6 separate regions of the Homo sapiens genome follow, and regions 2, 3, 4, 5 and 6 are each linked to region 1. Evidence: chromatin contacts called from ENCODE Hi-C or POLR2A ChIA-PET data. All regions are on one chromosome and are shown on one strand. Each heading gives the region's core, a stretch centred on a gene start or an enhancer-like site at or near the end of the contact. The rest is flanking DNA. Distances are from core to core; before and after follow the strand shown.

Region 1 (3,575 bases), core at 490-2,989:
GGCGTGCGCCTGTAGTCCCAGCTACTTGGGAGGCTGAGGCAGGAGAATGGCGTGAACCCGGGAGGCGGAGGTTGCAGTGAGCTGAGATCGCGCCACTGCACCCCAGCCTGGGCGACAGAGCGAGACTCCATCTCAAAAAAAAAAAAAAAGAACTTCAAGTCCTGGGATTAATAATTTTTCTTGTGTTTAATGGGGCTGCTTTATGTTCTTCAGGGGCAAACAGCACCCCCCTCCCATATTAGAAATGGACTCTCCCTGTGACTAAAACAGCTGAGCAATTTCTGTCCTCCTGGAATCCAAAATGGACTTTCCCAGGCCCCATTCCTGGAAACCCAAATGGACGCATCCATTGAGCCTGGAAGGTGGGCTCTTCTCAACCTCCTTTCCATCTCCCAGGATTCAGAATGGCCATTCCAAAGGTCCAGAACACACCCCCAAGGCTCATTCCAGGAATTCTTGGCTTCTGAGATTAGAAAAGGCTGATGGGGTGGAGTTTTGTTCCTACAGGTGACAGAAATGGACTCTTCCAGTTCCCTTTGTCCCAAATTTCTCAATCTCCTGGGGCGTTGGGAGTTCTGGCCGTTTTGCCTTCCCCAAAGCCAGTTTACCAAAGAGTCTCTGGGGAGCTGGGGGTTGGGGATGGAGGCTGGGGCTGGGCCAAAGCAGATTCACCTATTTCTTCTTTTAACAAATGTTGTTGAAACTGTTCAAGGCCAGGTCCCATTCTTGCCCAGAAGGAGTTCCCAGTCTGGAGGAGACAATCAATTTTGGTTTGATATCTGCTACAATGGAGGCTGCCCGAGAGACACTGCGGTTGGACAAAAAAAAAAAGGCAACATATATTGAAAAGTAAGCCAAGATACGGTTTACGTTTATTTCTGCTTTTTCACTTCCAAGCTGTGTGGCCCTGGGCAAGTCATTCGCCCTCTCGACCTAAGTTTTAACTTCTGCTTAATGGGACTAGCCTTGAATTACTGTTTTTCACTCTGAGATTCTAGGTCTCCTGACAACTCAAGTCCCGACACGTTGGCTGCAGAGAAGGGGGGAGGGGAGGAAGGCTTCCTAGAAGAGGATTTCAGCAGTCGGGGGTGACAGTGGAGGGAGAAAGGGAACACGGAGACGCTTGCGCAGTAAACACCGCACGCTCTCTTGCCTCGCCCAACCCCTTCTCTGCAGCAGGGAATTGCAGGCGTCGCTCCACCTATCCCAGCCGAGCGGAGTGACACCCTCCCCTCTTTCCTTCTCTACTGATCTTCGCCTTCCGCCCGCCCCACAGCCGCCCAATGGAGGGCTGAAGTAGGACAGATCTCGCCAATCCGCGACGCCTGCGGGGCAGGTCTACCCGTTCATTGGTCCCAGTCAACCTAAGTCCCGCCTCCTAGGACCGTTCCCCGCCTTCCTTCACGTCCCTCCCTTCCTCCTTGGAGAGCCGCTAGATCCAATCAGTGTTTGACCTGGCCGCGCGGAGGGGGCGGGCCCATGATACGCAATCGAACCCCGCCCGTCTCTCGGGCAACGCCTCCTCCCCCCCCTCCCCAGCTCCCAAACGGAAATAGCGGAACACTGGGCCAATCGTAGCGTCGTGCCTTTGCTTGGCGGCCAATGAGAGAGGAAGTGGGGGAGAAACCCGCCTGTGAGCGGCAGGAGCTCAAGCCAGTGGGCGGCTCAGAGCTCCGGACCGCGGGCGGAGGGGAGGGGCAGGGGGCGGTGCCACGGCCTGCCAGCCCGCCCGCCCGCCCGCCAGCCAGCCCTCCCCGCGGCCGGCTCGGCTCCTTGGCGCTGCCTGGGGTCCTTTCCGCCCGGTCCCCGCTTGCCAGCCCCCGCTGCTCTGTGCCCTGTCCGGCCAGGCCTGGAGCCGACACCACCGCCATCATGCCGGCCGTGTCCAAGGGCGATGGGATGCGGGGGCTCGCGGTGTTCATCTCCGACATCCGGAACTGTGAGCGCGCGGCCGGGGGACACTGGAGACGCGGGGGAGGGGGGAGCGTGAAATTGAGGGGTTTGGGGATCACAGAGGGACCCGGGGGATCAAAAGCCTCTGCGGCCGTATAGGGACAGCATAGATGGGCCCCAGGAAGAACTTTAGAGTGGGGGGCACGTAGGGGCTTGGGGTGTCATAGAGTGCCTCTTGAGGTGACGACACGGAGTAGCTAGAGGGGTCCGGGAGGGCTTGAAAGGGGAGGAAGCCAGTGAGGTCCCGGGGATGGGAGCATAGAGGTGTCCCCTGGGAAAGACTGAAAAGCTGGGGGATCTTACAAACGATGGGGTTAGAGGGATTCCCAATGTAGAGAAGAAGTGAAAGAAGTGTATGGCGGGGGTGCCCTGTGGAGCGATGGAATGGGAAGAGGCCAGAGGGGACCTGGAGGAAGTGGAATGCCGGAAGCCTAATGAAGCAGGGCTTGAGGACCTGGGATAGGGGGTGTCATACAGGGGAAAGGGGTTAGATAGGTCACCGAGGCTCCTGGCCAGTGGTATAGAGGAGGCCTGAGAGTGGTTGAAAGTCCATGAGTTTGGGGCAGGGAGATGATGGGACGGGGAGACTATAAGGACACCCTGGTGAAGGATAGAGGGGCTTCAGGGTGGGAGATTGCCTAGAAGACATGGAAGGCAGTGTGGAGGGGGCTAGAGGGGCAGCTGAGGGGAAAGGAGGGACCCAAGGAACACAGAGGAAAAGAGCTGTCGGTGTAAGGTCTTGGGAGAACCTGTGACAGGGAACGGGGGGCCAGGAAAGAAGAGGACATTAGAGTAGGGGATTGGGGAAAGGGTAGAAGAAGGAGCGCCCAGACCTCAAGGAAGGCGTTGGGTTCTGAAGTGCTTGAGGGGTAGATATCTGGAAAGCTGGGAATAGGGGAAGTCTAATCCCAGAGAGAGGTCAGGGGTCAGGCAGCAGGACAGGCAGGGATCTGAGCCCTTTTCTATTTGACCACAGTAATATGGGGACGGTGGTCCCTGCCAGGAAGAGTTGTCGTGACGATGGGAATCCTGGCGGCAAGTCAGCTCTCAACTCCTGGGAATGGCTGTGGGTGATTGGAGCTGCCAGGAGTCTTCAGAGGCTGCATCCGCATGGGCTCTGGGGTCAGCCAGACTTGGGTTTGCGTTTGAGCACTGCCACTCCCTGGCTGTGTGACCTTGAATGAGGGACTTCACCTCTCGGTTTCCTCATCTGTCAAGAGAGACTGCTGATAGTATCTTCCTGAGGGGCTTGTGACAATGCCCCTCAGGCCTTTCACTCGTTCCAGGCCCCAGATGGAACTTGGCTATTGTTTTTACTCCGTTGGCTCTGAACAGCAGCCCTGTAAAGTACCCAGTGATGGTTGTTGTTTTAGAATTTAACTGTTATGGAAGGATCTGGCATGTAATAGGTGCTCAGGGAACAGGAGGGTGGAAACAGTTGAGTATCAGTTGGAGGAGAAATGATCACTTGTTATGATAAGGGGCGGGGCTATGGGGGTTGTGGAGGAGCTGGGAGCCACTGTTAGCAGACGGGGGCTGCCTCTGTTACCCACCAGGGATGTGACCCTCCACGAGTTGTTTAACCTCTTTCAGGACGTTTTCTTGTCTGCAAACTTCATTCA
Region 2 (3,575 bases), core at 448-2,947, 970 kb before region 1:
TGGGCATGGTAGTGCACGCCTGTAGTCCCAGCTACTGGGGAGGCTGAGGCAGGACAATCGCTTGAACCCAGGAGGCAGAGGTTGCAGTGAGTCGAGATCATGCCACTGCACTCCAGCCTGAGCGACAGAGCGAGACTCTGTCTCAAGAAAAAAATAAAATAAAGTGTGTGTGTGTGTCTGTGTGTGTGTGTGTGTGTGTGTGTGTGTGTTGGAGTGCAGTGGCATGATCTCTGCTCACTGCAACCTCTGCCTCCTAGGTTCAAGCGATTCTCCTGCCTCAGCCTCTCAAGTAGATGGGATTACAGGCACCCTCCACCACGTCCAGCTGGTTTTTTTGTATTTTTAGTAGAGATGGGGTTTCACCATGTTGGCCAGGCTGCTCTTGAACTCCTGACTTCAGGTGATCCGCCCACCTTGGCCTCCCAAAGTGCTGGGATTACGGGCATGAGCCACAGTGCCTGGCCTTTTTTTCAAGACAGTCTTGCTCTGTCACCCAGGCTGGAGTGTAGTGGCACAATCACAGCTCACTGCAGCCTCAACCTCCCGGGCTCAGGCAATCCTCCCACCTCAGCCTCTGGAGTAGCTGGGACTATACTCACATGCCACCTCACCTGGTTAATTTTCTGTATTTTCTGTACAGATGGGATCTCACTGTGTTGCCCAGCCTGGTCTCAAGCAATCCTCCCGCCTCAGCCTCCCACAGTGCTGGAATTGCAGGTGGGAGTCACCATACCCAGTCTAAACTCTTCCACGTTTAATCCCTCCAGCAGGTGAGAGTATCGTGCCTCACTCCACACCCACTAGGGTCCCGTGACTACAGTCCTGGCTGAGGGCACTGGGCCACGTCTGGGTGTAGAAAAGACCCTTTGGGCCAGGTAGCAGACTGCAGGCTGGAACAAGGGTGCCAGTAGAAGACAGCAGCTGAGCTGAGGCCAGGGCCTAGGGGACAAAGAGGCGGGGGAACGGACAGCAGAGTCGGGGGCAGGAGGAACAGGGATCGGGGCCTCGTGGGCTTTGAGAGAAAAGGATGCAGCACCTAGGGGTCCGGCCTAGAGACTGGGAGACGGGAAAGTAGGGGAGGAGCTGGTTGGTGGGGGGCAGATAGTAAGTTCAGTGCCGGAGACATGAAATGCTCCCCCAGGTTGGAGAAACCATCAGAACACTGGGGGCTCGGATGACTGAGTCCTTCAGAATAAAATGGGCTGAGGAAGCAGGATTCCTGGGTTAAAGCCCCAGAGTCACGTCACTGAAGAAGCCCGACAATGTGTGTTCTTTGGCATTTTATTTCAAAATTGCAGCAAAGACAGAGAAAAAAAAATCAACGGCAGCACCAGGGGTCTGGCCTGAGAACGGAGAGATCCGGAATCGGGGCCAAGGTGTATCCTTGACCGCACGACAAGGAGTAATGGGCGGACCTGAACCCGCGACGAGGGGCTGGGGGCCAAGATGCCTGGGTCGGCCCTTACGGCTTTGGGAGTGTCGCAACCACATGGGGGCGCCAGAGACCCAGACGCCGCCCGCTGGCCTTTTATTTCGTATTGCACTTCAGGTGAGTCATTGGTAGGGAGGCGAGTGCTGGCGTGACGAGATGCTACGGGTCGGTGGATCTGGAGCACAGCCTGCAGCTTCACACCGGGAACATCCACTCGTGGGCTCTGATTCCGTACTGCGGAACAACGGAGGCAGTGCGTGAGGTGGAAGCTGCACTACAACTCCCAGTAGGCCCTGGGGTGTTCCAGGCCGAGTGCCTACGGAGCTGTGCCCCAGCGGCTCACGGGAAATGTAGTCCACTTCCCAGAGGGCCCCAACAATGATGGGAACGGGGAATCAAGGCTAAGGCGGCGCAGAGGCTTCCGGGAGATGTAGTTCTGAAGACAGGAATTATGGCCAGGCCTCTAAGGCTCTTGGAAAAAGTCACTTTCAGCTCAGAAAGCCCAGATAGTCAGAGGATGTGTAGTTCTAGGTCCTGATGCACAAAAGTTTACAGAAATGTAGCTCTAGGTCTGGGAAAGGAGCCCAGAGATTCTTGGGAAAGAGATCTTGGCCCAGAAGATGGGAATACCCCCAGAGATTTATGGGATTAAACAGTCTGGTGCCAGAGAGGGGCCAAGGTCCAGAGGCTCATGGGAGGAAGCTTTCTCCGGCCAAAGGGATAGCCCAGGGCTCCAGGGAATCTTGGGAGGCCAACCTCTGAGATGGCCAGAGGGCTGGCTAAGGTCTCAGTGATTCATGGAAAGGGCCTTTCTCCCACCAGGGCACCCGGGGCAGCAGAGGATCACAGGGAGGGAGTTTCTCCCACCAGGGCACCCAGGGGCCTCAGAGGCCCACGGAGAGGGGGTTTCTCCTACCAGGGCACCCAGGAGCCGCAGAGGATCACAGGAAGGGGTTTCCAAAGCTGAAGACATATCCAGGGCTCCGGGAGCTCCCAGGAAAGGGTGATTTAGCCCCAAGGGGTTTTCCAGGCCACAGAGCAGCACAGAAAGCCCACTCTCCAGGGCCTCAATAAGAAAGGCCATTATCTGTTCCTGGTACTACTGAAGGAGGCTGGCTGTTAGTCCAGGGGCTCATGGGACACCAACTTCTCCAGGGAACAAGCTCCCAGCCCATTCCCCAGCTCCCTGCAGCTCACCTGGATCTCCTTCAGCTCCTTCTGGAAGCGGAGGATCAGCTCAGGCCCATTTTCCATGGTGGGAATGTGGAGGTTCTGGGACAGAAGGTGCGGTGAGGACCAAGCCCCTCCCCTCCTTCCCTCCCACCCACAATGGCAGCCCCGCCTCACCCTGTCTTTGTACAGGATTCGGTGCACTGGGCAGACCTGGCAAGCGGTGCCCGAGCCAAAGACTTCCCGCACGCGGCCCTCCTCCAGGGCCCGCAGCAACTGCTTCATGGTGATCGTGCGCTCCACCACCCGGAACTCACCCTGCAGGGCAGTTGGCAGAGACACGTGTCCCCAGAGGGTTGCCCTGCTGCAGACCTCCACCTCTCCCTCCCTGAGGATAGTGAGAAAGACAGAGGCCCAACGGGAGAGACAGACCCAGGAGAAGGGGCAGAGACATGCCAGTGTGCCCCAGTCCCAGCCCTCTGATGCCCTGGCCCCTGGCACATGGCGCCCATCACCAGAAGATGCCATGTCCTCACCCAGGTCTGAGCCATGTCCAGTAGACTCTGTCTGACCACTCCAGGCAGGATAACACCATTCAGCGGGGGCGTCACCAGCTCCAGCACTAGGGCAGGTGTAAGGGGTGGAAGATGTTACCTCTCACCCCCTAGCACCGCCGTCTTAAGAGCCACCCCCTTCCCCCATCCCAGAATCCCTGGGGCCTGTAACCTGCCAGGAATGATGGTGCCACCCACTTCCACCAGGGTTCGGGCTGGGTCATGGGTGGGCTTACCCCCATCTTCGTGGGTCCAGTAGACAAAGATGTTCATGGTTCCCACCTCGGTGAGCTGGTGGTCGGGCCCATACAGCCAGAGGACCTGTTCACAGCCCCGCTTGAGTGCCTCCTGTTGCACTAACACGGTGGGCCCATAATTCCTGGTGGAGGGCAGTCTGGTTGGGTGGGGCAAGGGAGCCC
Region 3 (3,575 bases), core at 374-2,873, 960 kb after region 1:
CATGGGCCTGACATAGAGGGGCATGGCATGGCATTGTTCTTCCTTGCCTCCAAGCCTCTCTCCCACTGCCCTCACCACCTCTACCTACCCTGCCACCACCACCCTGGGAACTTGGGTGCCAGCAAACCAAAGAGGTGAAGCTTCCAGGCCTTTGACCCCACCAGGAACGGCTACCCTCTCGCCCACTCAACAGGTTGATTGAACACCTACTATGTGCTAGGTAGGCCTTGTGCTAGGAGATGCATCAGTGCATAAAAATCCCTGCTTTCATTGGCAGGGAACAGACATAAACAAACAAGATCATGCCAGTCTTGATTATACCAAAAAGATGAAATGGGGCATTTTAATAAAGTAACTTGCGGAATAGATAAGGTGGTTGGGGAAGACCTCCTGGAGCTGAGACCTCGATGATGAGAAGGAGCTGGGGAAAGAGGCTTCTAGAAGGAGGAAAGGGCTAGTGCAAATGCTCTGAGGTTGTAATCAGCTTAGTATTTGGGGATGAGCCAAGAGGCCAGGGAAGGTGGAGGCTGGGGGTGGGTGAAGGGAATGGGGGTGATGAGGCTGCAGAGGTGCAAAGGGTTCTTCCTTCCCAGCCCCCAGCATGGTAGGCTGCGCTGAGGACTGAGGCCCGGGCTTGGCTTCCCTCCTGCTTATGATGGGAAGGTGGGGGAGCAGGGGAGTGGGGAGTGATGTGATCTGATTTATGGTTTGGAAGGATTGCTTTGGCTGCGGCAAGCAGCCGGGATTGGAGGGGCTCAGGAGGAAGGAGGGGGAGGGCGAGACTGCAGTGGTCCAGGCTGAAATGAGGTGGCTTGCTGAATGCTCAGAGCTCCTTGAGCACACAACCTAGCGTCTGTCGATTTCACCTCCTGGAGAAACCTTCCCTGACTGCTCCGCCAGACTCCTCACCCTCTCCCATCTCCAGCCCCCTCATCCCCGGAGCTATCTGGCTGCTGGTCTGCAAGCAGCTGGAGTCCCCAGCATCACCCAGCCCACAGCCTGGCCTGCAGGAGGCTTCTAGTAAAGTGGCCAATTAATCCCCGAGCCCCGTCTTCCAGGGTCATGCACACAGTCACACGCGTGCTCTTCACATGTGTCACCCTGCCCCCACACACACTCACTTGGATCTCCAGACAAGGGCTTGGAGGGTAGGATGGGCAATCTAGGGGGCAGGAGGGGCCCTGGAGTCTCCTCCATTGAGTGTGCAGGCGATGGTGGCCACAGGGTAATAACAACCTCAGCGAGACCCTGAGGTCTGCCCCTCCTTAGGAATGGCCAGGCAGGGAAGAAGGGAGCAGTGCTCGGTCCCAGCATCCCACCACTGCCGAGATGGTTCTGAGCGGGTTCCTGGGCTGAGGCCGGGGCCTGTGTTTTCCAAGATTCCTTGGAGAGCCAGCTCCATCCTCTTCCTGATTATCTGATCTTTGGGCTACAGCAGAAGGAAAGAGCAGGGCGGAAGCGAGCTCTGGAAAGTGGAAAGAGGAGGGTGTGCGAGGAGACCCAAGGCGGGATCTAGGCTTTGGAACGTTGGAGGTTTCCGGCCACAGAGGCAGGGCCTCCGGGGAGCCAAGAGGGGCGGGGAGAGACACACACAGAGAAGCAGAGGAGACCAACGGACCGGACAGAGACGAGGAGAGGAACAGGAAGAGAGAAGCTGGGAGAATCGGGAACCTGGGGGCTAGTGACCTGCACACAGGGCAGGGGCACTCGGCAGTTCCCAGAGGCCACCCCTCCCACCCCAGACATCCAGACATCTGGAACTTTGGGTGCCAAGAGTCCAGCTTAATGCAGGCAGCCTGGCTTTTGGGGGCTTTGGTGGTCCCCCAGCTCTTGGGCTTTGGCCATGGGGCTCGGGGAGCAGAGAGGGAGTGGGAGGGAGGCTGGGGAGGTGCCCAGGAGGAGGAGCGGGAGAGGGAGGCCCTGATGCTGAAGGTGAGCTCTGGAGTGTCAGGGAGCTATGGGTGGTGAACTGTGGGTCTGGGAGGGGGTATTGCAAGGTTAGGGAAATGGACAATGAGGAGCGATTGGGATAGTCTCAGAGGAGTGGGAGGGTGATGGGCTCAGAGACAGGACTCAGGCAGCAGAGAATGAGTTATGAGTTGGAAAGGGGTGAATGGGGCATCTTGGTGGCAGGCTGGGGCTCACCACCCCTCCCCTGCCCCAGCATCTGCAGGAAGCCCTAGGACTGCCTGCTGGGAGGGGGGATGAGAATCCTGCCGGAACTGTTGAGGGAAAAGAGGACTGGGAGATGGAGGAGGACCAGGGGGAGGAAGAGGAGGAGGAAGCAACGCCAACCCCATCCTCCGGCCCCAGCCCCTCTCCCACCCCTGAGGACATCGTCACTTACATCCGTGAGTAACCAGAAGCCCTCACCCCCAAACTCCTAGGCCGCCGCGGTCACTTTCGCAAAAATGAAGGGTCGGTTCACTGCCAAGTGGCCTTTCAGTTGTCCATTGCCCAGCCCAGAGCCCCCACACCCCTAGGAGCCCCAGGTCCACGGCCATGCCTCCTAAAGGCCTGGGCCACTCGACCCTACCTTCCAGGAGTCCGGGGTGCCCCCCCCACCGCCACCCCGCCCTCAGGAGCCCTAGATCCCAGTTCTCCAGGTCCTCAGGCCCCCCGCTGCATCTCCAGGCTCCCCCTCCAGCATGATCCCTGTCTGTCCGCAGTGGGCCGCCTGGCCGGCCTGGACGCAGGCCTGCACCAGCTGCACGTCCGTCTGCACGCGTTGGACACCCGCGTGGTCGAGCTGACCCAGGGGCTGCGGCAGCTGCGGAACGCGGCAGGCGACACCCGCGATGCCGTGCAAGCCCTGCAGGAGGCGCAGGGTCGCGCCGAGCGCGAGCACGGCCGCTTGGAGGGTGAGTCCGCGGCGCGCGGGGTGGAAAAAAATGAGACTATCTGGGCCAGGAATGGGACTGGTTGAGAAGGTGACCCTAGGTGTCCGGGGCGGGAGAGTTCGGGAGAGCTGCTGTGTGCTAGCGGACGGGGTTAGAGAGCTGGGAGGCTGAATGCAGGGAGCGGGTGGGCACTCCAGACCCGCGCGGACCCGACTGGGGCAGCACCACGCCCCCTACAGTCCAGCTCCCACCGCCTGGCCCCGCCCCTGGCGGACCAGACTCTCCACCTCCTGGCTCCCGCGGTTCTGACCACGCCTCCTCCCAGCCCTCCCCATGAGTTCCTGGCCCCGCCTCCCTCCACCCCCGGATGTTTTGTCCTCGCCCCCTTCCAGACTCTGAATGCATGACCCCGCCTCCTTCTCTACCCGGCCCCGCCCACAGGCTGCCTGAAGGGGCTGCGCCTGGGCCACAAGTGCTTCCTGCTCTCGCGCGACTTCGAAGCTCAGGCGGCGGCGCAGGCGCGGTGCACGGCGCGGGGCGGGAGCCTGGCGCAGCCGGCAGACCGCCAGCAGATGGAGGCGCTCACTCGGTACCTGCGCGCGGCGCTCGCTCCCTACAACTGGCCCGTGTGGCTGGGCGTGCACGATCGGCGCGCCGAGGGCCTCTACCTCTTCGAAAACGGCCAGCGCGTGTCCTTCTTCGCCTGGCATCGCTCACCCCGCCCCGAGCTCGGCG
Region 4 (3,575 bases), core at 274-2,773, 740 kb after region 1:
GGTGAGCCTGTAATCCCAGCTACTGGGGAGGCTGAGGTGGGAGGATCACTTAAGCTCAGGAGTTCAAGACCAGCCAGACCTTGTCTCTAAAGAAAGAACCACTGGGCCGGGTGCAGTGGCTCACGCCTGTAATCCTAGCACTTTGGGAGGCCGAGGCGGGTGGATCACGAGGTCAGGAGATTGAGACCATCCCGGCTAACATGGTGAAACCCCGTCTCTACTAAAAATACAAAAAATTAGCCGGGCGTGGTGGCGGGTGCCTGTAGTCCCAGCTACTCGGGAGGCTGAGGCAGGAGAATGGCATGAACCCGGGAGGCCGAGCTCGCAGTGAGCGAGATCGCGCAACTGCACTCCAGCCTGGGCAACAGAGTGAGACTCAGTCTCAAAAAAAAAAAAAAAAGAAAGAACCACTGGATTGAGGTCTGGCTGGGGCTGAGGCCACAGGGACAGACAGGCACAGGAGGCAACATCTCCCCAGAGTCCCAGCGTCTAGCTTAGGCAAGTGAGCGCGGAGCAGAAGAAAGCCCCCAAGGCTCAGCGCCTGCCTGGCGGCGAGACCCAGGTGGGTCACTCCGCCAGAGCTCTGCTGCTCCAGGGGCTGGGGTGGGTGACGGTCACCTCTTGCAGATCTCATCGGCAGCCTCCTGGCTAAAGAGCTGCTGCTGCAGAACGTTGTTGAGGGCGTGGACAGCACACAGCTCCAGGCGCTGCCGTTCGTGGTACACGGTGGGTGGGCTCGGCTGTGCTCCCGGGGCCTGGGACATGCCGTCCTCGGCTCCTGCTGGGGGTTGGGAGGGGGAGAAGGTCCTCAGGGGCCCGGGATCTAGAGGTCCAGCCTCCCAGCAGGCCTTTGGGGCATCGCCATTGATTGAGCTGGGACTCGGAGCAGCCCAGGAAGACACTGGGCCCCTGACCCCGCTCCCTGGCAGTCTCCTGGCAGCACACGTCCCTCCATCCCTTATTCCTATTCCTACGAAAAACGCTGTCTCTTCTGCTCCCCTAGCAACAGAAAACCACCCTCACCAGGTCTCTAAGTAAAAGGGTCCCTATCATGGTCACCTAGCAACAGAGGAACCTGCCTCCCCGTCCCTAGGTAACCAGGGCGCTCTGTGGTTACCTAGCAACAAAGCCCCCTCCCCACCGCACTAGGTAACAAAGTCTGTCCTCCGAGCACCTAGCAATAGAGAATCCTCCTCCCCTGTCTCTAGGTGATAGGGTCCCCTCTGGTCTCCTAGCAACAGAAGACTCCCCTTCCCCGGTCATGTAGCAGCGAGGCTCTCTGCTCTTGTCACCTGGCAACGGGGCCCCCTCCCCAGTCACTAAGCAACAGGAGTTCCTCTTCCTATCACCCAGCAACCAGGCCCCCTCCCCGGACACCAAGGAATGGAGCCCTTCGCCGACCCGCACCCCAGCCACGGCGCTCGCCCTTTGCCTGGCAACGCCCCTCACCCCGCCTGCCTCTCCGCTCCACCGAGCCAGGGGTTTCCGCATCCCCTTCCTGGGCGGCGGCTCTGGGCTCCGAGTGCGGGGCGGGCAACACCGCGCTGACTGGGCAGGCGGGACGGACTACAGCTCCCGGTGATCCCCGCGCGCCGGACTACGACTCCCGTGGGGCCCCGCGGGACTCCTGCTCCACACGGAACGCCCGGGCCGCGTGGCCCTGAAGTCGGCCGTCGGGCCTAGGAAATGCCGCACTACAACTTCCGTCGGGCTCCGCGGCAGGTCCCGGAAGTGCGCCTCAGAGGCCCTTCTTTCGCATACGGCCGCGCCCACTACTGCTCAGAGATTCTAGGAAACTTAGTAGGTAGGCTCTCGCGATAGCTTCCTGGCGCCGCGCTCTCATGGGTGCTCGCCCCCGGCGATGGCGTCATGCGCGGTGCGCAGACGCAGCGTGACGTCACACAAGGGAAAGGGATCAGAGACGCCAGGCGGTGCGGGGGGAGGCAGCGGTGATCTTTACTGAGTCAGAAGGGAGACCCTGGGGAAGTGGGGCAGGGCAGGGGTGGGATGGTGGTGGTGAGAGGCCAGGCAGATGATCTTGTCTCGGGAGGGAGGAGGCTTCTCAGCAGAGATGGATCCCCGGCCTGGAGGGGAGCTGGCAGCAGGCTGCGGGGAGAGGGGAATGAGCGAATGAGACAGAGGAGAGATGAGGAGACAGACGCCTGGGGGAGGCAGTGGTGGGAGGAGGGGACAGGGCAGGGGGGCGGTGGAGGAAGACCCGGAGAGAGCGGGACAGAGCCCTGGGGGTGGACAGAGACAGAGAGAGTCTCGATCAGAGGCGGGCACAAATGGAGACATCTACAGTGCCAGGATTCAAAGTCATGGAGAGAGGTTAAGGAAATAAAGGTCAGAAAGAAAGAAAGGTCAACAAATACAGAACCAGAACTGCAGAACTAGTGAGAGCCCGGGACCCCCAAGCTCTGCAGAACACAGGAGCCCAGGGCCGGGGGAGAGGGGCCTGGCCGCACCCAGGAGGCTCTGCCAGAAGGCCGTGACGGTGGCGGAGCCGGTGACCGCGCCTGGCTCGGCAGGGTTCTCTCTGCGGGTGTGCACAGCAAAGCTTCGGCCCGTGGGGCCCCGGGGTCCGCTCAGCTCTACATCCACCACGTGCATGTCCGTGAGGCTGGGACAAGAGGGGCAGTCAGTCTGGAGAGCCTGGACTCAGCCCAACACCCTGCTTAGCTCTGCTCACCTGGTATCAGCCACGAGCACCCCAATCACCCCATCGAAGCCCAGGCTGGGGGCAGCCAGGGCAGCCGCCGCCATGGTGTTGGAATTTCGCGGGGCAAAGGGGCAGAGCCCACGGACAGGGCCTTCGTAGAGCACAGTGCAAGGCCCAGGGCTGTGGGCTGCAGCCAGGGGTCCCTCAAGCCGGAAGCCATCGGGGTGTGTGGCCATGGTGACACGAAGGCTCTGGAAGCAAGAGCCCGGGTTAGGGGGAGTGGGGTCTTTGCAGGCCTCCCCTGGTTCCTGGGGAGCCCAGCAGGCCTCACCCGGAGGCCCCCAGCTGCATCCAATCTCCTGATGTCCTCAGCGCCCCACAGGGCCCCTCGGGCCACAAACACGGCGTGGTCCCAGTGCTGTGAGGCCTCCAAGAGCTGCCGCTCTGTGGTCTGGTCACTTAGAGCTGAGGGGGACCCCACCTGGGGTGGATGAAGGAGGGGAGGGTTGAGGTCAGGGAAGGATATCCACTTCAGGGTGGGGTGAGACCAAGACAGAAGGGGCAGGGCTCTGCGTAAATGGTTGGGGTGGGGCTTACCAGGAGATTGGCATGGCGCAGGATTTGTGCCCCAGATTCATGGATTATTTTGGGATGGGCCACTTCCACAACCAGATCAGGGCGCCTGGGAGAGGGGAAAGAGGGCGGAGGGTCTTGGAGAGGTATTAGGCCTCTTCTCCCCAAGGTTCCCTCCGAGTCTACTGAGGGCTGCCCTTCTTCTCCCTGACCTGGGAGGCGAAATGAGATGAATGGGTTCGTCCTGTTTCACATTTGCTTGAACCAAGGCCCAGAGAGGGTCAGGGAACCCCTGAGATCACACAGTGGCTAAGAGAGCCAGGACAGGAGCTTCAGGGAG
Region 5 (3,575 bases), core at 361-2,860, 680 kb before region 1:
AGTCTAGTGGCACAATCTTGGCTCACTGCAGCCTCAACTTTCTCGGCTCAAACGATCCTCCCACTTCTTTTTTTTATTTGAGACGGAGTTTTGCTCTTGTCTCCCAGGCTGGAGTGCAATGGTGCCATCTTGGCTCACCACAACCTCTGCCTCCCAGGTTCAAGTGATTCTCCTGCCTCAGCCTCTCAAGTAGCTGGGATTATAGGCATGTGCCACCATGCCCAGCTAATTTTGTATTTTTAGTAGAGACGGGGTTTCTCCATGTTGATCAGTCTGGTCTCGAACTATTGACCTCAGGTGATCTGCCCGCCTTGGCCTCCCAAAGTGCTGGGATTACAGGCGTGAGCACTGCACTCGGCCTTTTTCTTGAAACATAAAATTAGTCATTTTAATTTGCAATAATTTCTGTAGTTATTAAACAGGCTATTGAATCCATCCACAAAACTTAAGATACAATACTTAAGAACAGGGCTCTAAATAACAAGTGCCAGCTCTCTGATCTCATGGCCAACAACCTGAGATTCCTGCCATCTGGTCTCAGTTCAGGACCTTTGCACTTACTGTTAAACACCGCCCCCCCGGCCCCACCCCAGATCTCGCTTCTATCTGTCCTTTATTCAAATGTTACCTCTTCAGAGGGGCCTTCCATTATCACCCTTTCTAAAACAGCCTCGCTCTCACTTCCCATCCCTTTATTCTGCTCCATCGTTCTTCATTATGCTGGCCACTATCTCAAATTATCTTTTATTATTTATTTATTTATTTACTTTTGAGACGGAGTCGCTCTGTCGCCCAGGCTGGAGTGCAATGGCACGACCTCGGCTCACTGCAACCTCCGCCTCCCGAGTTCAAGCGATTCTCCCGCCTCAGCCTCCAGAGTAACCGGGCTTACAGGCGCGCACGGCCACGCCCGGCTAATTTTTGTATTTTTAGTAGAGACGGGCTTTCACCATGTTGGTCAGGTTGGTCTCACACTCCTGACCTCAGGTGATCTGCCCGCCTCAGCCTCCCAAAAGTTCTGGGATTACAGGCGTGATCCACCGCGCCTGGCCTCAAATTATCTTTATTCAGTTAAATGCTTTTATTGTCTCTCCCAGTACAATGTAAGCCCTAGCAGCAGAAGACTTTGCTTTAATCACGTGCTGTACCCCCAAAGCCCAGACAGTGCCTAGCACACACGAGATGCTCGATGAATAGTTATTGATTGAATAGATTAGACATCAACGCAATCAGGCTGTTCACCTAGGGACTCTTTGCTAGGCGGCGGAGAGGTACGTTACAGTTCTCTACGCAAAACGCATGCGCGAAAGATCCGGGAAGTGTGATCGGAAAGGGGCGGAGCATCAGGGAGAGTCTCGCGGACATAGGCGGTTCGGCGCGGAAAGCGGGAGGTGGAGGGGCGGCTTGGGGCAAGCGCGCGCGCGCAGTGCAGAAGCCAGCCCCCCGCGGCTGAGGTACTCAAGGTGCCCAAAGGCGGGGTAGTGACCTCGCGCGTGCGCTGTGCCCGCGGCAGCGCCGGGTCCTAGTGTGTGGGTTGTTGTTGGCACCGCACGGCGCGTGCGCAGTGAGGACGGCGGAGGGATTTGCGGCCGGGACCCACCCCCTGCTCCAGTCGCTATCGGAGGCCGCGCGGGTGGCTGAGCAGCGGCCTGGTGCGCTCGCTTAGCGGGCGACGGAATCAGACGGACGTGGACGCCCCCGGAGTGGAAGCCGAAGCAGGAGTTGTTGTTGCTGAGGGGCTGCCGCAGCCGCCGCGAGCCTCCGGACAGACGCCAGAGCGAGGAGGGCGCTACGCGGTGAGTGAGTGTGACTGAGTGGCCCGACGGGGTGCGGGGCCGCTACCCAGAAGCCCCAGCGGTGGGCCCGGTCCTCTTCCCCGCGGCCAGGCCCCTTTCCCGCGTCCCCGCCACAGGTCCCTTCTGCATCCCTTTCCCGGACCCCGAAATCTCTGGGCACCCACGCCCGCTTCCCACAGCGCCCTCGTGGTTCCCTACCCACAGGCCCTTGCGGTGTGTGGCCTTTTTTCTTTTTCGTTTGTCTATGTTGTCCTGGACCCTTACCCATAATTCCTTTCGCTTTTTGCGGGGTCCAGGTCTGTTACCCACAAGCACTTGGTTTTGGGGCTTCGCTCCTTATGTTTCTCTTTCTTTGCTTGGAAACTTCCGATCCCCAGGACCCTGCAAACTGCATCTCGTAATTTGCCCTCCACGGCACGGGACGAGCAGCCACAGCTGCTCTGGGCCTCCCTCCTCGGGTCCTTGATTTCCCCAGAAATTCCCAGGGAACCTCTCCGCCCCACAGCTCGTGTCAGAGGACTCTGAGACTTCACTCTTCAGGAACCCTTTTCCAGCCGTTATTTTTGTTTTCTTTACCGGCCTTTCACCTCCACCCCCACCAAGACGTACCCTTTTCTCCGCAACACAGGACTGTTCTCTGCCCTTACAGAGCCTGTTTTAATTCCGAGACTTTTCTCCTGTCTTTCTTATTTTGAGAGTCAAGGAGTAACAGGGGCTTTCTCTGTGCAGACCCGATCTAACCTAAGGCTGTCCTGCTTCTGCTCTCAGACTTGGCAAGATGACCCAGTTCCTGCCGCCCAACCTTCTGGCCCTCTTTGCCCCCCGTGACCCTATTCCATACCTGCCACCCCTGGAGAAACTGCCACATGAAAAACACCACAATCAACCTTATTGTGGCATTGCGCCGTACATTCGAGAGTTTGAGGTGAGTTCACTGAGCAGGCCAGGAATGGTTTGGGTTCTGGGGAGCAACGGGTTGGATTTGCGAGTCCAGCTTCTGGCCATTTTGCCAGCTGCGTGATTTAAGCGAGGGGCTTAACCTTTGTGATCCTCAGTTTCTCTGTTTTAAATGGGGTTGGAGCCGGGTGTCGGGTGTGGTCGAGTGCGTCTGTAGTCTCAGCTACTCAGGAGGCTGAGGTGGGAGGATTGCTTGAGCCCAGGAGTCGGAGGCTGGAGTGCTTTGTGATTGTGCCACTATACTCCGGCCTGGGTGACAGAGCAGGACTTCGTCTCTCAAAAAAAAAATTTTTTTTTTAAGTGGGGTTGTGGCCCGGTACGGTGGCTCACGCCTGTAATCCCAGTACTTTGGGAGACCGAGGCAGGCGGATCACTTGAGGTGAGGAGTTGAAGACCAGCCTGGCCAACATGGTGAAACCACGTCTCTGCTAAAAATAACAAAAATTAGCCGGACATGGTGCCTGTAATTCCAGCTACTTGGGAGGCTGAGGCACGGGAATCACTTGAACCCAGGAGGCGGAGGTTGCAATGAGCCGAGATCGCGCCACTGCACTCCATCCTGAGCAACAGAACAAGACTGTCTCAAAAAAAAAAAAAAAAAAAAAGTGGGGTTGATAGTACACCTTTTGTAGAATTTTTGTGAAAATTCAGTGAGTAGTGGTTGAGGATTCATGCCTAACCCACACCATTTATCAGCTCTGACTTTGGGCAAATGTTGTATCCTCTTAATGCATTGGTTTCTTTATCTTTAGCAAGGGGATAGTGGTAGCACCCTTATAATGTTGGTGGAGAATTAAATGGCAAACTGTATGTCAGGGGGCT
Region 6 (3,575 bases), core at 507-3,006, 560 kb after region 1:
CACGGGGTGAATCGGGGAGGTGCTGGGAGAGACTGAGAGTTGAATAGGGGGCCCCAGAGAGTCTGGAGAAGGCAGGGAAAGTGGGGGTCAGGGCTCACAGGGCCTAGGAGAATTTGAGGGCTGAGAAGGGATGTCTTCTGAGGGGCTGGGGAAGGTCCAAGAAACCAAGGGCTGGACGGTGACCAAGAGTAGTGAGAAGAGATTTGATGGGGCCCAGGAGACATGAGGGTTGGGGAGGGTCTCAGAGGAGCCCAGGAAAGGTGGGGACCGGGTTGTTCAGAGAAGCACGGGAGATTCACGGTCTGGAGGAAGTGTCTAAGCGTCTAGGGTGGCCTTGGCGGGGGAGGGGGAACTTTGGAGGGGTCTGGAAGAGCCCGAAGGTTGGAGATCCGTCTTTGGAGGATCTGGGGGATGGCTGCGAGAGGGGGGTGTGTTCGGAGGAGCCCAGGAGACTCAGGATTGGGGAAGAGGCTTCTAGGAGACTGAGAAGCCTAGAGGGACCCGGAGGGTTGGAGCTGGGGCGCTCCTGGGAGACTGGGGGCGCCTGGAGAGGCGGGGGTGGGGTGGATGGGGGCCCCGAGAGCGCGCTCACCCTGGCAGCCCGCGACGAGTAGGGGTCCTCGAAGAGCGCCCACACGCGGGGCTGCCAGCGGCGCCACCATGTGCCGCCCGCGCCGCCCGCGCCCCCTGGCGGCCCCCCGGCGCCGCCGCCCGCGTCCTGGAAGCAGAGGCGCTTGAGCTCGCCGCCCGCTCCGTCCAGGCCGCCGCCGCCCGCGCCCGCCTCGTCGTCCAGGCCTCCGTCGTGGGCGCCTGCGGCGTTGGCGGCGTTGGCGGCGCCCGCGGGGTCGGGCGCCTCGAAGGAGTCGAGCGCCTCCTCAGCGTCGCGATGCTGCCGGTAGGTCATCCAGCAGCAGGCCTCCACGTCGGTCTCGTCGATGCCCCAGAAGCCGAGCTCCTCCTCAAACAGGGGCCCGCACACGTCGGCTGGGCAGTGCAGCTTGCCGGTGCGGTAGTAGTTGAGCACGTACGCGAAGACTCCCGGGTGCCGGTCAAAGAAGAACTCGTCGGCGCCCGGGTCGTAGTCGAAGCGTGCCGCCGCCTCGGGCTCCGTCAGGCCGGCCAGCCGCGTCCCCGGCAGGGTGCGCAGCGTCGAGCGGTACGTCTCATGGCGCACGCCGCCCACGTTGATCACGATCTTGCCGCTGTCGCCACCGCCGCCGCCGTGCCGCCCCATGGCCGCCGCCGGCAGCCCGGGGCATGGCTCGGCGCGCCGGTCCCCGGGCCCGCGGGGTGCCGGGGGGCCCGCCGGGGACGCGGCGGGGCCGGGCTGCGCAGGCTGCTGCTGCTGCGGCGGCAGCGGTGGCGGCGGCGGGGACTCGGGCGGCTGCGGCGGTGGCGCCGGCTGCTGCTTGCTGGCCCCCTGGCGCCCGCGGAAGGACGAGACGCAGACTGAGCTCAGCATTGGACGGGGGGCGGGGCGGGAGGGGCGGGGACGCAGGGGCGGGGACACGGGGGGAGAGACCGACGGGATTGGGTGGGAGGAGGAGCGAGGTAGCGGGGGCGTGGCTTAGGGGAGAGGAACCAAACTGATTGGCCTGGGGGAGGTGGGGCGGGGCTGTGGCTGGGAGGAGTGGGGCGGGCACTCTAACGCGACCCAGCTGGACGAGTCGGGGCCGCCAATGAGACGGAGCGATTGGCTCTTTCTAAGAGAGCAGGGAGGAGGGGCGGGGCGGGGCGTCAAGGGAGGCGGGACCGGTTACTACTAATTGTGTTCGGCAGCACTGGTAGCCAGGGGAAGGCGGGGCTAGATACGATAGAGAGAGACCTTACTGAACTGAAAAAAGTGCGGGCGGGGTAGAGGGAGGAGGGGACACATCCAAGCTATTTAAAGACGCCCGACTGGCCTGGAGGGGCGGGGCCACCATGAGAGAGGCCGTCCTGATTGGGCTGAGAAAGGGGCGGAGAGAAACAAAACAGATCGCACGCCCTCACCTAAAACACCGCTAGGCAGGACCTGGTGGGGAGGAGCATTGCTTGGAAGAGACAGGGCCGCAGAAAGTAGAAACGGTCCAGATGAGACTGCATGGGGCGGGAACTAGAGATGGAGGACTTTCCCGCGCAAGGGGGACAGGCTGGACTGAAAGAGGACACGGGAAGAACAAAGACTTAGACTCGGTGAGAAGGTGTTGAAACTTGAGAGAGTCCTGGAAACCCGAGAGGGTCTGGATAGGCCTAAGGGAGGGAGCGGGGCTGAGGCTCCAAGGCGGGCCTGGTTAGTCGGGGCTGGGCCCGGAGAATGAGTGTCCGGATGGATGAGTGGTACTGAGGAAGGTGAGTGGGGTCGACAAATAGAAAACGTCTTGAGGCAGGGCGCAGTGGCTCACGCCTGTAACGCCAGCACTTTGCGAGGCTGAGGTGGGTGGATCATTTGAGGTCAGGAGTTCGAGACCAGCCCGGCCAAAATGGTGAAGCCCCGCCTCTACTAAAAATACAAAAATTAGTCGGGCGTGGTTGTGGGTGCCTGTAGTCCCAGCTAGTCGGGAGGTTGAGGCAGGAGAATCGCTTGAACCTGGGAAGTAGAGGTTGCAATGAGTCGAGATCGCACCACTCCACTCCAGCCTGGGCGACAGAGCGAGACTCTGTGTCAAAAAATAAATAAATAAAAGAAAAAGAAAACGTCTTGAATGGGCGGTAGGAAAGAGAGACTAAGGAAGGAGCGGGGCTTGAGGGTCTTGAAAGCAACCAGGGTAGGCGAGGGCAGGGCAGGGCTAAGGGAGGGTAGAGGAACGGGAGAGGTGGATCCCAGGGGAACAATGAGACTACAAAGAGTACAAAGCTACTGGGCTGGATGGAGGGGAGGGACCTGGAACGGGGAGTCTTCGGGATCAGAAGACCTGGGAGAGGGCACTGCCTAAAGGTCACAGGGTCTCAAAGGGCGAGGCGAGAACTTCTAACGAACGCTACACCGCGGCGGACTGCAGATTGGAGGACCGAGGGTAGATGAGGACTGGTGAGGAGGGGGCACGCAAGGAGGCAGAGAGGACGGGAGAGGGGAGAGGCCAAAGCGCCAGGAAGCACCGTCAAGACTGAGGCAATATAGGCAGGACCGATAAAAAATGGGGTGGGCTAGGAGTCTCAGAGGTCGGGTTCTGGGGAAGAATGGAGTGAGGGGCGGGGCCAGAAAAAGGGGACCGCCTCGGAGCGGGCCGTCCCCGCCCCCTGGGCGGTCGTAGGCTCCGAGAGGCAGAGCGCAGGCTCAGGGGGCTGGGGCGGGGCCAGCGGCTGCGGCTGGGGCTGCGGAGGGAGGAGGCGGCGCCTGCGGGAGCGAAGGGGGCGGGTCAGGGGGCTGCGGGCGCCCTCGGGCAGCACAGTTTCTGGCCCGCCGCTTCCTGCTGCAGGTGCGGCGGCTGATTCGTATCGCCTCCCAACCCCATCCCACCCCCGCTCCCGTTTCTGGGTTTCTTGGCGTCTCTTTTTCTCCCTTCTTGAGTATTTGTGCCGCCGTCTCTGTTCCCACCCCTCTGAGTCTCCGACCCCTCGTTTGTAAATCTGCCCTCCTGGGTCTCTGATTCTGT

What was found. Hi-C counts contacts between places; a loop is a spot of excess contacts on that map. ChIA-PET counts read pairs that join two places held with the same protein, here RNA polymerase II (POLR2A). Pooled maps may share reads with other maps.
Region 2: a map of B cell shows a loop between it and region 1 (22-fold over the local background). The contact joins the enhancer-like site here to the promoter of AP2A1 in region 1. A Hi-C loop is called at or near these places in 1 of 168 maps with a recorded cell type or tissue (B cell) and 4 of 50 pooled maps. POLR2A ChIA-PET finds 5 or more read pairs at or near these places in 2 of 52 experiments (BJ and GM12878).
Region 3: a loop to region 1 is called in a pooled map, with 15 times the contacts of the local background. The contact joins the promoter of CLEC11A here to the promoter of AP2A1 in region 1. A Hi-C loop is called at or near these places in 5 of 50 pooled maps. POLR2A ChIA-PET finds 5 or more read pairs at or near these places in 2 of 52 experiments (BJ and naive thymus-derived CD8-positive, alpha-beta T cell).
Region 4: a map of naive thymus-derived CD4-positive, alpha-beta T cell shows a loop between it and region 1 (15-fold over the local background). The contact joins the promoter of JOSD2 here to the promoter of AP2A1 in region 1. A Hi-C loop is called at or near these places in 1 of 168 maps with a recorded cell type or tissue (naive thymus-derived CD4-positive, alpha-beta T cell), 1 of 37 single-sample maps with no recorded cell type and 12 of 50 pooled maps.
Region 5: a loop to region 1 is called in a map of Right ventricle myocardium inferior, with 4 times the contacts of the local background. The contact joins the promoter of SNRNP70 here to the promoter of AP2A1 in region 1. A Hi-C loop is called at or near these places in 1 of 168 maps with a recorded cell type or tissue (Right ventricle myocardium inferior) and 9 of 50 pooled maps. POLR2A ChIA-PET finds 5 or more read pairs at or near these places in 2 of 52 experiments (A549 and activated CD4-positive, alpha-beta T cell).
Region 6: a loop to region 1 is called in a pooled map, with 10 times the contacts of the local background. The contact joins the promoter of KCNC3 here to the promoter of AP2A1 in region 1. A Hi-C loop is called at or near these places in 1 of 37 single-sample maps with no recorded cell type and 8 of 50 pooled maps. POLR2A ChIA-PET finds 5 or more read pairs at or near these places in 3 of 52 experiments (GM10248, WTC11 and activated T-cell).

What each region holds. Positions count from the first base shown.
Region 1 is chr19:49,765,262-49,768,836 of GRCh38, forward strand. It overlaps AP2A1 (adaptor related protein complex 2 subunit alpha 1), which reads left to right and starts at 1,740. Exons shown (of 23, transcript NM_130787.3): 1 at 1,740-1,939. The coding sequence starts at 1,873. RefSeq lists enhancers at 405-1,382, 1,436-2,204 and a silencer at 1,295-1,874.
Region 2 is chr19:48,793,799-48,797,373 of GRCh38, forward strand. BCAT2 (branched chain amino acid transaminase 2) reads right to left here. Exons shown (of 11, transcript NM_001190.4): 7 at 3,393-3,535; 8 at 3,139-3,224; 9 at 2,780-2,920; 10 at 2,630-2,704; 11 at 1,266-1,666. The coding sequence ends at 1,628. Among named protein-coding and RNA genes, the nearest start is that of BCAT2, 15 kb to the right of the region's middle. RefSeq lists enhancers at 1-202, 1,435-1,504, 1,545-1,724, 2,322-2,957. Within about 2 kb of position 1,698, at least 36 of the 41 ENCODE cell types and tissues checked have a DNase peak (open chromatin) inside an H3K27ac peak, as active enhancers do; they include B cell, where a contact is called at or near this core.
Region 3 is chr19:50,721,741-50,725,315 of GRCh38, forward strand. It overlaps CLEC11A (C-type lectin domain containing 11A), which reads left to right and starts at 1,624. Exons shown (of 4, transcript NM_002975.3): 1 at 1,624-1,932; 2 at 2,165-2,351; 3 at 2,670-2,861; 4 at 3,282-3,575. The coding sequence starts at 1,786. RefSeq lists silencers at 2,973-3,092, 3,133-3,192.
Region 4 is chr19:50,509,668-50,513,242 of GRCh38, forward strand. JOSD2 (Josephin domain containing 2) reads right to left here and starts at 1,524. Exons shown (of 5, transcript NM_001270639.2): 1 at 1,450-1,524; 2 at 619-781. The coding sequence starts at 764. It overlaps ASPDH (aspartate dehydrogenase domain containing), which reads right to left. Exons shown (of 7, transcript NM_001114598.2): 3 at 3,260-3,344; 4 at 2,994-3,143; 5 at 2,693-2,913; 6 at 2,469-2,623; 7 at 1,936-2,106. The coding sequence ends at 2,063. LOC124904747 (a long non-coding RNA gene) reads left to right here and starts at 1,751. Exons shown (of 3, transcript XR_007067300.1): 1 at 1,751-1,804. RefSeq lists enhancers at 197-704, 705-1,211, 1,706-1,825, 2,129-2,718 and a silencer at 1,376-1,505.
Region 5 is chr19:49,083,841-49,087,415 of GRCh38, forward strand. It overlaps SNRNP70 (small nuclear ribonucleoprotein U1 subunit 70), which reads left to right and starts at 1,611. Exons shown (of 10, transcript NM_003089.6): 1 at 1,611-1,796; 2 at 2,565-2,721. The coding sequence starts at 2,575. RefSeq lists enhancers at 1,287-1,356, 1,707-1,796.
Region 6 is chr19:50,327,621-50,331,195 of GRCh38, forward strand. It overlaps KCNC3 (potassium voltage-gated channel subfamily C member 3), which reads right to left and starts at 1,757. Exons shown (of 5, transcript NM_004977.3): 1 at 593-1,757. The coding sequence starts at 1,462. It overlaps LOC105372437 (a long non-coding RNA gene), which reads left to right and starts at 2,000. Exons shown (of 4, transcript XR_007067299.1): 1 at 2,000-2,175. RefSeq lists silencers at 620-709, 1,318-1,867, 1,948-2,007, 2,885-3,064, 3,078-3,447 and an enhancer at 1,472-1,766.